Linked DNA regions of Mus musculus: region 2 is linked to region 1. The links are chromatin loops, found by intact Hi-C in ENCODE. Cell type or tissue: heart. All regions are shown on one strand. Links, peaks and the distances in the headings refer to the core of each region. The heading gives the core; the rest is flanking DNA.

The links. Peaks named below come from ENCODE experiments on the same cell type or tissue, not always from the same donor. Only the 100,000 strongest peaks of a DNase experiment are listed, where the experiment ranks them.
Region 2: it touches region 1 in a loop (5-fold over the local background); 12 of 42 quality-filtered maps call a loop at or near these places.

Annotation. Positions count from the first base shown.
Region 1 is chr13:117,200,008-117,205,393 of GRCm38, reverse strand. No RefSeq gene overlaps it. Among named protein-coding and RNA genes, the nearest start is that of Emb, 18 kb to the left of the region's middle. In heart, for the core only: a CTCF peak has its summit at 2,347 (motif pointing left); no DNase peak of the experiment used is centred there; H3K4me3 peaks cover 305 bases.
Region 2 is chr13:117,309,241-117,314,626 of GRCm38, reverse strand. No RefSeq gene overlaps it. Among named protein-coding and RNA genes, the nearest start is that of Emb, 91 kb to the right of the region's middle. In heart, for the core only: a CTCF peak has its summit at 2,951 (motif pointing right); no DNase peak of the experiment used is centred there; H3K4me3 peaks cover 446 bases; H3K27ac peaks cover 407 bases.

The DNA of each region.
Region 1 (5,386 bases), core at 164-5,163:
GTACGAACATCCCTGTTCAACCTGGTGGCTCACATATTTTATCCCAACACCCACGAAGTAGAGGCAGGTAGATCTCTATGAGTTTGAAGGCAGCTTGAGCGTTTCAGACGAGGGATACATATCAAAACTTTGTCAAAGGAAGACAGAGAGAGGGAGAAAGAGAGTGAGTGAGAGAGAGAATAAAAAACAAAACAAAAACAAACAAAAAAACAAAAAAACAAAAGTTCCCAAATATCTACCTTTATAACTTGATGAGCATGCTCAGAAGTAAACCCACTTTGATAATTTCACAGAGAGATTCTCCAAGGAGATTCTAAATTGTGTCAAGTTGACAGTTAAAACCAAAGCTCACACCAATGTCACTTCCCTTGTGATTCCCCTCATGTTACATCTTACGAAGAGTTAGAGATTTATCATCACATTGCTTGTGTCCTTAGTCACTTCTGTGTAGGGGAAACTTGTTCCAATGCAGTATAGAAATAGCCAGCATGCATAGCACTTCCGCTGCCATCCACCCAACATCGTGACTAAACATTTTACTCAAAGGTGACATGCCAGATGCAACGGCCTGATGTTCTGCTATCGCTCGGCACCAAATATAAAATATCACACGTTACTGATCAAGGATCTAATCTTTAAAAATTTTTTCTAATTTTTTTAGACCACTTCATTTTAAAGAAAGCTTTCAACTCACACCATTTTTCAGTCACTGCCAAGTTTATACTATGTGAGTTAAATTTTATAGTACAGCATATTAAAGACACGACAACTTTCTCATGAGGATAGATATGTAAAAGAGGATGCACTAGAAGCAGAAAGTAGTGTCTTGGCAGCACACTTGACATTTGTGTTTTCTCTTCTCTAAGATTTGGCTACGTCTGGCCATCACCTGCTCTGATTCTGGGTTCTTCCAAAAGTGCCTATCCAGGAGGATGCTTCGGCCTTACCCCTGTGACCTCCTCAGGACTGGTGACTTCTCAGTCCATTTCCCATGAATGGGTCACTTGAGTGTGTCACCCTTGCCAACATCGTGTCTGACCTTCCTGCCTTCTAATTCTTCATCATGATGAAGACAGCGTGTCCCTCGGACAGCAGTGCCTTATAGATGATGAGACTGTGTAGACACTGGGTCAGCCTTTCTTTTAGATCCACAGAACACAGGGTTGTAAGAATTAGATCCACAGATTCCCTAATTTCTACTGCTTGGTAACTTGGCTCATAGAAAGTGGTTCCCAGACAGTATGATACAAAATGACCTCAAGGTATCATTTCTAAACTGTCAGCTTCAGCCACATAAAAAATGACAATTTCTGGGATATGCGGTTCTGGTATGACTAGTGGATCTATGGCCTCTCCTGTCTGTCTGTCTGTCTGTCTGTCTGTCACAGCTTTCTGTGAGCTTCTCAACCAGTGGACCAAATGCCTAACACCCTCAAGAATAGAATTTTTTTTTTCTGCCCTCTGTAGTTAGAAAGCCACATTCAAATACAAATGTTATTTGTTTTTTGGTTTTTGTTTTTGTTTTTGTTTTTTTTTTTAAAGTGGGTGACATAATCAAATTGGTTGGGCATGTCATGTGGTCAGGCCACATTCGAACTGTGTCATCTGTCTCTGCCTTGACATTTGGAAAATTTAATGTCAGTGCCCACGTCAGGCCACCTTTGTGTTGTGTTTCTCAAAATCTTTACCTGAAAGTCCTAATCTCTAGTACCCTGGACTGTAATTTTTAAAAACAGGTTATTAAATATTCCTCAAGATGAGGTCATATTAGAGCTGAGGTCAGGAGCTAAGACCCACATGGAAGCTTTGTTCCCAGGACCTGAGAAGGTGACTGTGTTTGGAGATAGGACCTTTAAAAGATAAGGTGAAATGAGGTGAAGAGTCTGAGCCCCAAGCCAGTATGAATTCTCTGTTTCCTGTGTGTCCACGGTGACCTTCTCTCCTGCCCACTCATCCTTAATATCTTTACAAGAAGAAGAAGAAAACAAGTGGGATGAGTCAGTGCCTGAAGCTGCTGGCCACCGGGGCTGACAACCTGGGTTCCATGCCAGGACCCACGTGGGAAAGAGAGAACCAACTTCTACAAGTTGTGCTTTGATCTAAACACGTGCTATACACACACGAGCGCGCTCGCACACACACACACACACACACACACACACACACACACACACACACACCAAATAAAATGAGTAAGTTGACCACACCAAATAAAATGAAAATTAGAAGGAAGTGGGGGGTCGGGGAGGTGGGGGCGCGGGGAGGGACACCAGGAAGGATGGGAAATCATGGAGACAAACCCGAAACAGCAACCGGGAGAAGGTCGCCATCTGCTGGTCAAAGAGAGAGATAGCAGGTGAAAGCAAACACCTTGATTGTGGATTTTCAGGTCCCAGATCTCTGAAACAAACTGCAGGTTAAGGGACCCAGTCTGAGCTATTGCGGCATCTCCAAGTGAGTAACACAAACAGCTACGTGCTACAGCATACCATAAACCTGAGAACTAATCGGCTCTAGCCTGGGGATCACGTACTAGCGTGGCACACGATAACTGTAGCTAAGATGACCTCACAGCTAGTATCAGTACGACTGTTACCCTGCAGGTGTCACGTGGCATTTGTTAGTTTTATGTTGAGGATGGGAATACAGTGTATTAAGTAGAGTAAGTCGACCACCATGCCTACTGCATGCTTTATTCTTTAAGAATGTAAGGACATTTTACATGATCCTAAGAGGTGATACTAGTTTAGACTGGCTGTCTTGGCTGGCTTCTACTGGGCCTTCCCTCCTACAGTTTCATATTCTGAGACTCTAGCATAGGTGTTATGCCAAAACAAAGCATGCTAATTCCAGTTATGCATACAAAGACTGAGCTATTGCCACATCGCTGACAGTAGGGCAAATCTGGACAAGGAATCAAATACTCACTTCCTGAGCAAAGAGAAAACCCTGGACTTGATTGACGACTTTGCTTAGCGCCCTGGTCATCTAACTTTGGTTTTCTTGATTATATAGATGAACATTCTTCTTGACTATTTTGCCCTAACGGTACTATGTTCTGACGAGTCCTGTACATTCTTATGGACCCAAGATCCACGGATGACTTTCTGGGTTTTCCATGTGTTACAGTAAGCTTGCCCATGGAGCTTCTGAGGTTTACCCATTTAATATCATTTTCCAGATCCCCATGCCTAGCACAGGTAAGTCCAAATCTACAGCTTCTTCTGCATCCTCAGAGAGGAGAGGCAACAGGGATGTGTTAGGGATGCTGATTTTCCTATGCGCAATCAATACATGTTAATGGACCCTATAAGTGATATGTCCCCTCCATGTCCTCCCAAGGAGCAAAATAGTAGGTTTTCTAGTTTATTTAATGTTTGATCTGAATACATCCAAATCTCTGAATATATATTTATTCCAATAACACACCTTTTCTATATTTTTGGGGACTAGCTTATTAGTAAATTCACATTTTCTTCTTGAATTTATGGCATGTTATTACTCTTCTGTCCTGGCCAAGTGTGCCTCAATTGAAAAAAGTCTCTTTTGTCCAACTTCACATTTTCCCCCGGCCACATACCCAACCAGAGACACTCAGAATGTACCTCCACGGTCATTTGTATGCTTTTGTGGATGCCGGTTGGAAGTGTGAGTCTTCGGCTCATAAGGTATGGTCTATATACTGAATCGTCTATATTCTATATCCAAGTCGCAGGGCCATCCATGCAGGTGACTGTGAATCACTTCATGGCTTGGCTTGGCAGTTCACATGACAGTCTGCCCACAATGGGCTAGTGTTTAGAGAATACCCATGTGAGTTCATATCACCACAATATAAACAGAGACTCAATGAAGTTCACATTTTTATTATGGAGGAAAACAGTGCAAAGGTAGCACACACTTTTAATATCCACACTAGGAGTCTAAGGCAGAGAGATTGCAACTTCAAGGCCATCCTGGGCTAAATAGCAAGGCCCTGGCTCAAAAGCTCAGAAAAAAAGAAAAGAAACCATGGAGGGGTTGGAGAGATGGTGCAGTGGTTAAGAGCACTGAATGCTCTACTAGAGGTAATGATTCAATCCCCAGCAACTACATAGTGGCTCACAACCATCTGTAATGGGATCCAATGCCCTCTTCTGGTGTGTCTGAAGAGAGCGACGGTGTACTCATATAAAATAAATAAATCTGAGAAAGAAAGGAAGGAAGAAAGAGAAACAGAAAAGAAAGAGAGAGAGAAAGAAAAAGACAGACAACCAGACAGAAAGAAAGAAAGAAAAAGAAAGAAAGAAAGGAAGGAAGGAAGGAAGGAAGGAAGGAAGAAAGAAAGAAAGGAAGGAAGGAAGAAAGAGAGGAAAGGAAGAAAGAGAGGAAAGGAAGAAAGAGAGGAAAGGAAGAAAGAGAGGAAAGGAAGGAAGGTAGGAAGGAACCATGGGAGGAAAGAGCGAAGGGAAAGGAGAGGGAGGAAGGGGTTGCAATTACAATACATTTTCTACTTTGCTGGAAAAGCTTCACTATATCCTAAATTATAGGTAGCATAGACAAGATAGGATTGAATTGAGATGTAGCCACTTGTATTTAAAGATGACCAACTCTAAACAAGAGTAAAGAAACTAAGCTGAGCAGTGATGGGCACTACACACTATTACTACTACTACTACTAATTTACTTTACACCCCGATTGCATCTTTTCCTCCCTCCTCAAGAGCTCTGTCCTTCCCTCTCATCTCCTCTTACCCCATCCTCCTGTCTTCACTTTCTCCTCAGAAACAGGAAAGCCTACTATAGATATCAATCCACCTAGGCATACCAAGTTGCAGTAGGACTAGGCACATCTTCTTGTACTGTGGCTAGACAAGGTAGCCCAGTTAGGAGAAAGGGATACAAAGGCAGGCAACACAGTCAGCCTGCCCCCGCTGTTACAAGTTCCACATGAAGACCAAGCTGCAGAACTAGGTCTGCCCCAGGCAGATTCTCTGGTAGTCCAATCTCTGTGGTCCTGGAACACACCTCCAGGATACTATTTATCCTAGAGGCAGAGGCAGGTGGATCTCTTGAATTCAAGGCCAGCCTTTGTACAGAGTGAGAAACCCTGTCTATCCTCCTGGCATGAACACCTATCTGCTACTTTCAGCTCGAAGTGTTCTGAGTATCGGTGTACTGTAATTACTAGAATAAATTAGTCCTGTTAACAACCGTTCAAATTACCGTCTTGCAAGGAAAAGGCGAACACCATCACATACTCTCCAAAGCATCCTTTTTGATTTTAACCTAAAACTTTCCAGTGCAATCTGAGCATGCGCAGACTTGCTGCCATCTTTTTTTTTTTTTTTTTTTTTTTGACAGTTGAAAATCAAGAGCAGTACTCCTGCCTTCCATTTGACTCTTC
Region 2 (5,386 bases), core at 177-5,176, 110 kb before region 1:
TTTAAGAATAAACCTTATCAAAACATAACAAGAATTTGACTTCAGCATTTCTGAAGCCTCAACCAAGAATAAATAAACAAACAGCAACAACTAACCAACAAGTTCTGAATGCTACACCTAGTTAAAAGGGCTGACTGAATAAACTGGGGCACAGGCAGCAAAGGGGCAGGCATAGACGACAGAAGGAGCCACAGACACACCAAGCTCCCCAAAGCTTGTGTACAAACAAGAATGGCATAGAACGTCTTCTGGAGCCCTTGAAAAGGAGAACAAGAGAAAACAAGGAGCAACGGTTTGTTTAAACAATTTATCCTAATAACATGTAGCAATTTTAAAATTACCATAAGCGTTACAAACTTGTGGGAAGTGATACTTTGTGTGTCCAGACACCTGGTCACAGTTACTCATACAGGGTACAGGTTTAATCTTTTTCCTCTGATTAAAATTATTTATATTTCTTATTAGCACATAAAAACAGTTTGGGTTGATGAAGTCCACGTGTCATTTGAATACATATACCCACATATATATTTGAAGGCATATATATGACAATAGAGTAAAATATACCTCTTACTTCAGACACAAATCATTTTGTGTGTGTCAGGAGCGTGTAAATTCTCCTCTGCCCACTATTGTGAATTATTCTATGTTTGTCATAAAGGAGTGCGACAAAGTGTTAGAAACCCTTCTCTCTGTGTCCTGCTTCCCAACACTCACTAGTTAACCCTCTCATAGGAATCGCTTATTTAGAATCCTGCATCTCTCTCTATCTTACTCCATTGCTTTGTATGTATATATTTTTACTCACTTGGTTTAAATTCCATTTTTATGGCATACACAATGCATTTGAAACTATCAATAGTTTCCTATTTATACCACACTGAGGTTTTTGGGTTTTGGGGGATTTTTTTTTCCCCTGAGACAGGGTTTCTCTGTGTAGCCCTGGATGTCCTGGAACTTACTTTGTAGACCAAGCTGGCCTCGAACTCAGAAATCCGCCTGCCTCTGCCTCCCGAGTGCTGGGATTAAAGGCATGTGCCACCACACCTGGCTCACACTGAGTTTTTTAAAGTAATAATTTATGTGTGCATTTTATTTAACGCAAAAATAAAAACACGAACTGTCTCTTTTTAGGCCTTTTCAATGTTTCTGTTTTAATTAGGCACGTGTATAAATGGATATATGTGTGTGTGTGTGTGTGTGTGGGTGTGTGTGTGTGTGTAGGTTTTGGCCAAGCCCAGAAGACACTATATCTCTGTAGGTCTTTTACCTTGGATTAGGATTTTTCAAGATAGAAATGCATAGCATATTCCAAAGGCAATTAATTTCAGGACCTGTTTTTAAAGAGACAGCCACAAAAATTAATTTTCTGAGGGAGAAACAACTTTACGAATCAACTGAAAGGTTTTTCTTGGTGCTAACCACAGACAACACAGTTTAGTTGATCCAAGATCTATAAGTCCTTTGAACTTACAGATCATGGCTTAGCTTTTATCTAACGGCTTCCAATAGCAAATGTGCTCAGCTGTGTAAGCCATCTTCTCTCCTTTCAGCTCCTTAGCGGTGAGGCAATAAAGGGAAAGCAAGCGAAGATACTATGCAAGTAAGTGAACTTGAGCATATTCCCATAAAATTTTATACTCATAGGAAGCAGTGACTAGACCTAGGGGATCATAAACTGCAGATCTTTGGTAATATTGTTTTAATGCTCATTGTTTAAACAGAAAAAAAAAATAGTAATTCTCTTCAAGCTTTGTTGAGAGGTAGCCCGGATCACCTGATCTGCAGTGGGCTCAGTGATTGTAGCCAAATGTAATTATGTAGGTAGCTGGCAGCCCAGAGCCTCAACCCACAGCGTTCTCCACAGGCAGGAAACCATCTCTTCCATCCCAAGCACACCCAGTATTCATTGCGGCTCTCCTCTTAAACACGGGCGTCTGAATCTGAGTATTAGCAACACACTTATTATCTGGCCTGTATCTCACGGTGGGCTACAAGCTGCCTTTATCCGGGGCTGGTAAAAGAGTCAGAATAAAACTCAGAACAGGGGCCCTGGTGAGATGGCTCAGCACGTGAAAACGCTTGCCACTGAGTGTGGATGCCATAGGGTGGATGGGGAGAAACAAGTCTCACAAGTTGTCCTCTGACTTGGAAAGGCACACCAGGGAAGCACACACACTCAACCTCAACACACACAAACACACCATGTTTTTAAAAGTTATCATTTATATGAAGATAGATAGATAGATAGATAGATAGATAGATAGATAGATAGATAGATAGATAGATAGATAGATGATAGATAGACTTTTCTAATTAAAAAAAAGGGGGGGCCCTAGACATTCACAAAGGGAATGAAAAGAAACCTCAGAGTTAACTGCATGAAAAAGGAGCTGATTCACTCATCTGAAGTGAGCCAAGCATAGCCTTCGGGAGCCTGGAGTGAAGCACGAAGGGAGATCCCAAATGTAAGCCAAGCCAGACTCAGGCATCCCTAGCCTCCGACCGGACCACAGCCTCCACAGGGCTCTGACTCAAGTGAGGACGGCGGTGAGACGGTGATTCTGTGTCTGATAGATCAGCAGAACAGGGAAGTCCCATTGTTCACTCTAACCGAGGGCACTGGCCTGTACCATCCTGGGACAGAACTGATTGTTAGATATTGGACTGACCTGGGGCCTGAGGTCTAGGACGAGGACATTAGGTCAGGAATCCTCAGCAAGGAAGTAGAGACATAGCCCTACTCTTAACTAAAAATAATAACCCTGAGGTTTGACAAGGATGCGTCTGAGAGCAGCGGGTGGGATAAGTAATACGTAGGCGGTCGGGGAAGTGAGAAGACGTATACTCTGTTTTCAGAGTCGGGATTAGCAATGAGTATAGAATGAGTTCACCGAGAGAATGCAATCTCAGAGGGCTTTTCACAAACAAACTGCAATGCTAAGTGTGTCCAGCAGAGGTCGCTGGCACGCAAAGGAGAGCGGCCAAGGTGCGGTCTCTACCAGGCTTCAGCATAAGCCACAGGAAAAACAAGAGTCCACAGTTCAGCCTTTCCTTCCACTCAAGAAATACCTCGCGGTCCCGTTTCTGAAGATTCAGAAACAAGCTATTTTTTTTTTCTAAACTGTTGGAGTCTTTATATTTTTTTTCCACTACACTCAGCATCATTACTTTATGTATTCGGTAATTTTGTATTTTATTTGTTATTCTGCTTCATATAATCATCTGATTTTAGACATTTCCAGTCATTTGTCCTTTTATAAAATTTTCCTTAATTGTATATGTATCTTTTCCCTTTTACCTCCTGTCATCCCCCCCCCCCCATCTTTCCTCCTTTTCATTATTCTGTAGCAATGTGATTTCCTTTACCTTTGACCATTAGCCTTGTAACCTCTAAACACACATTACCCTGTCTGCAAATTTAACAGACTAAGAATAGTTTGGGGTTATTTTTATTTATAGGTATAAGTGTTTTGCACACATGTATATGTGCCCGGCAAGCATGTGGTATCCATGGAGGACAGAAGAAGAAACTGAATCCTTTAGAAATGGAACTACAGATGAACTACCATGCAGGTCCTGGGAATCAAACCCTGGTCCTTTGGAAGAGCGCACACTACTCTTAACCTCTGAGCCATCTCTCCAGCTCCTCAAACTAATTTTTTGGTGGCAATTTGCTCTTGGTCTGTTGGCCTTCCTATATTTCAATTGTAAAATAAAATAAAATAAAAATCTACCTTTTACAGGATTATTTCTGTTATGGTTTTCATATCCTATACCTAAATTCTGGTTTAATCCATTGCTATGAAATTCTATTGGACTATAAGATCTACATAGTTGATTTGTGTCTGTGTGTGTGTGTGTGTGTGTGTGTGTGTGTGTGTGGTGTGTAAAGGTCTGTTACAAACATAACATAAAATGTTATATACAATGTAAAGTGTTGTCATTTTAATCTTAGAGAGATGTGTAAAAATCCCTGACTTTTAGTACGTACCCACTAAGTGTCATTATATATGACTTATGATGTCCACTTTACACAAGCCGTAACTTAATGCACAGGTGTTCAGAATCATTGTGCTTCCATCTTGGATTGTGGTCTTGCACCATCTCGAACACATTTTGGCTCAGCTGCTATTTGCCCAACATCTCTGCCAACAACCCATGCTCTCTCTTCATCTCCACTGACCCTGATTCACTTCTGGTCTTCTTTGAGTTTCTGACCTCTCTGAATCCCTTGGCTTAAATGTGTTCATCACACACCTGAGTCTCACTTGTGAATTAAGCTGAAATATTTTTCTTTTAACCGTTCAGTTAGGTCCATGGACGTTTGTTGACATGACTGGCTCGCTTAGTCTCTATATGGTTATTTAATTATAACTCTATTATATTGACTTTTTCTACATAAGCTGCCTCTTTGCTTATTTATTTTTAAAGATAAACTTTCTATGTTTGTTCTAACGGTTATCTTTGTACCTTCTCTGTAGCTTCCTTAGCCTATGACCATCTGATTGATCCATTTGTGGCGGTGTTATTTGAACATAACTAGTGAAAGTATATCAGTGGTTGAGTTTATTCCACCTTGCCCTTCCTGTTCCATTTTCCCATTTTCAGGTGTATGGTTTCTGATATTTAAAAAGGGTATAATGCTTGTATGGTATTCTTTAATTCTCAACACCACTTTTATTTTAGCCTTGGCTCATCAATTAAAATAGTCAGTATAAGGGCTAGAGAGGTAATCAGGACATATTATGTGAGAAAAGAATATTTTCAATAAAAGGAAAGATAGAAAGTATCCCTCAGATCTTGAATGTTTAAATTTTTTACCAATAGGCTTGACACTTAAAGGTCACCTGGGAAGGTTCTCAACGTTCCTAATGTGTAGACAATTTAAATACAGTTCCTCGCATCGTGGTGACCCCCAGCCATAAAACTATTGTGTTGCTGTTTTGTAACTGCAACTTTGCTGATGTTATGAATTATAATGTAAATCAGTGATATGCAACCTCACTGGGGTCGAGACCCACGGATTGAGCACTACTGGTCTGAAGCGCTAACTCCTTTGGTCCTGTTGTTTGCCCTCCTGTCCTGAAATGTTCATTTCCATCTTGCTGCTTTTGAGAAGACTAATAGACCAATTTCACGAGAGAGTCAAATATCTATTGGCCAGTGGTGTTGAGATGCCAAAGCTTTTAAATTCAGACTCCATTTTAGAGAACCTGACCTAAGTTTGGACTCAGGTAGACTAATGGGCTGGTATCTAGCAGTAGTTTCCAAGTTGCCCCCCCCCCCCGCCCCCAACAAAACCTAAGCTTAGCTCCAGTCTCCAGGCTAACCCCCAACAAGACCAGTGTCTCCAGGTTACTCCCCCAACAAACCTGCCTCCCCA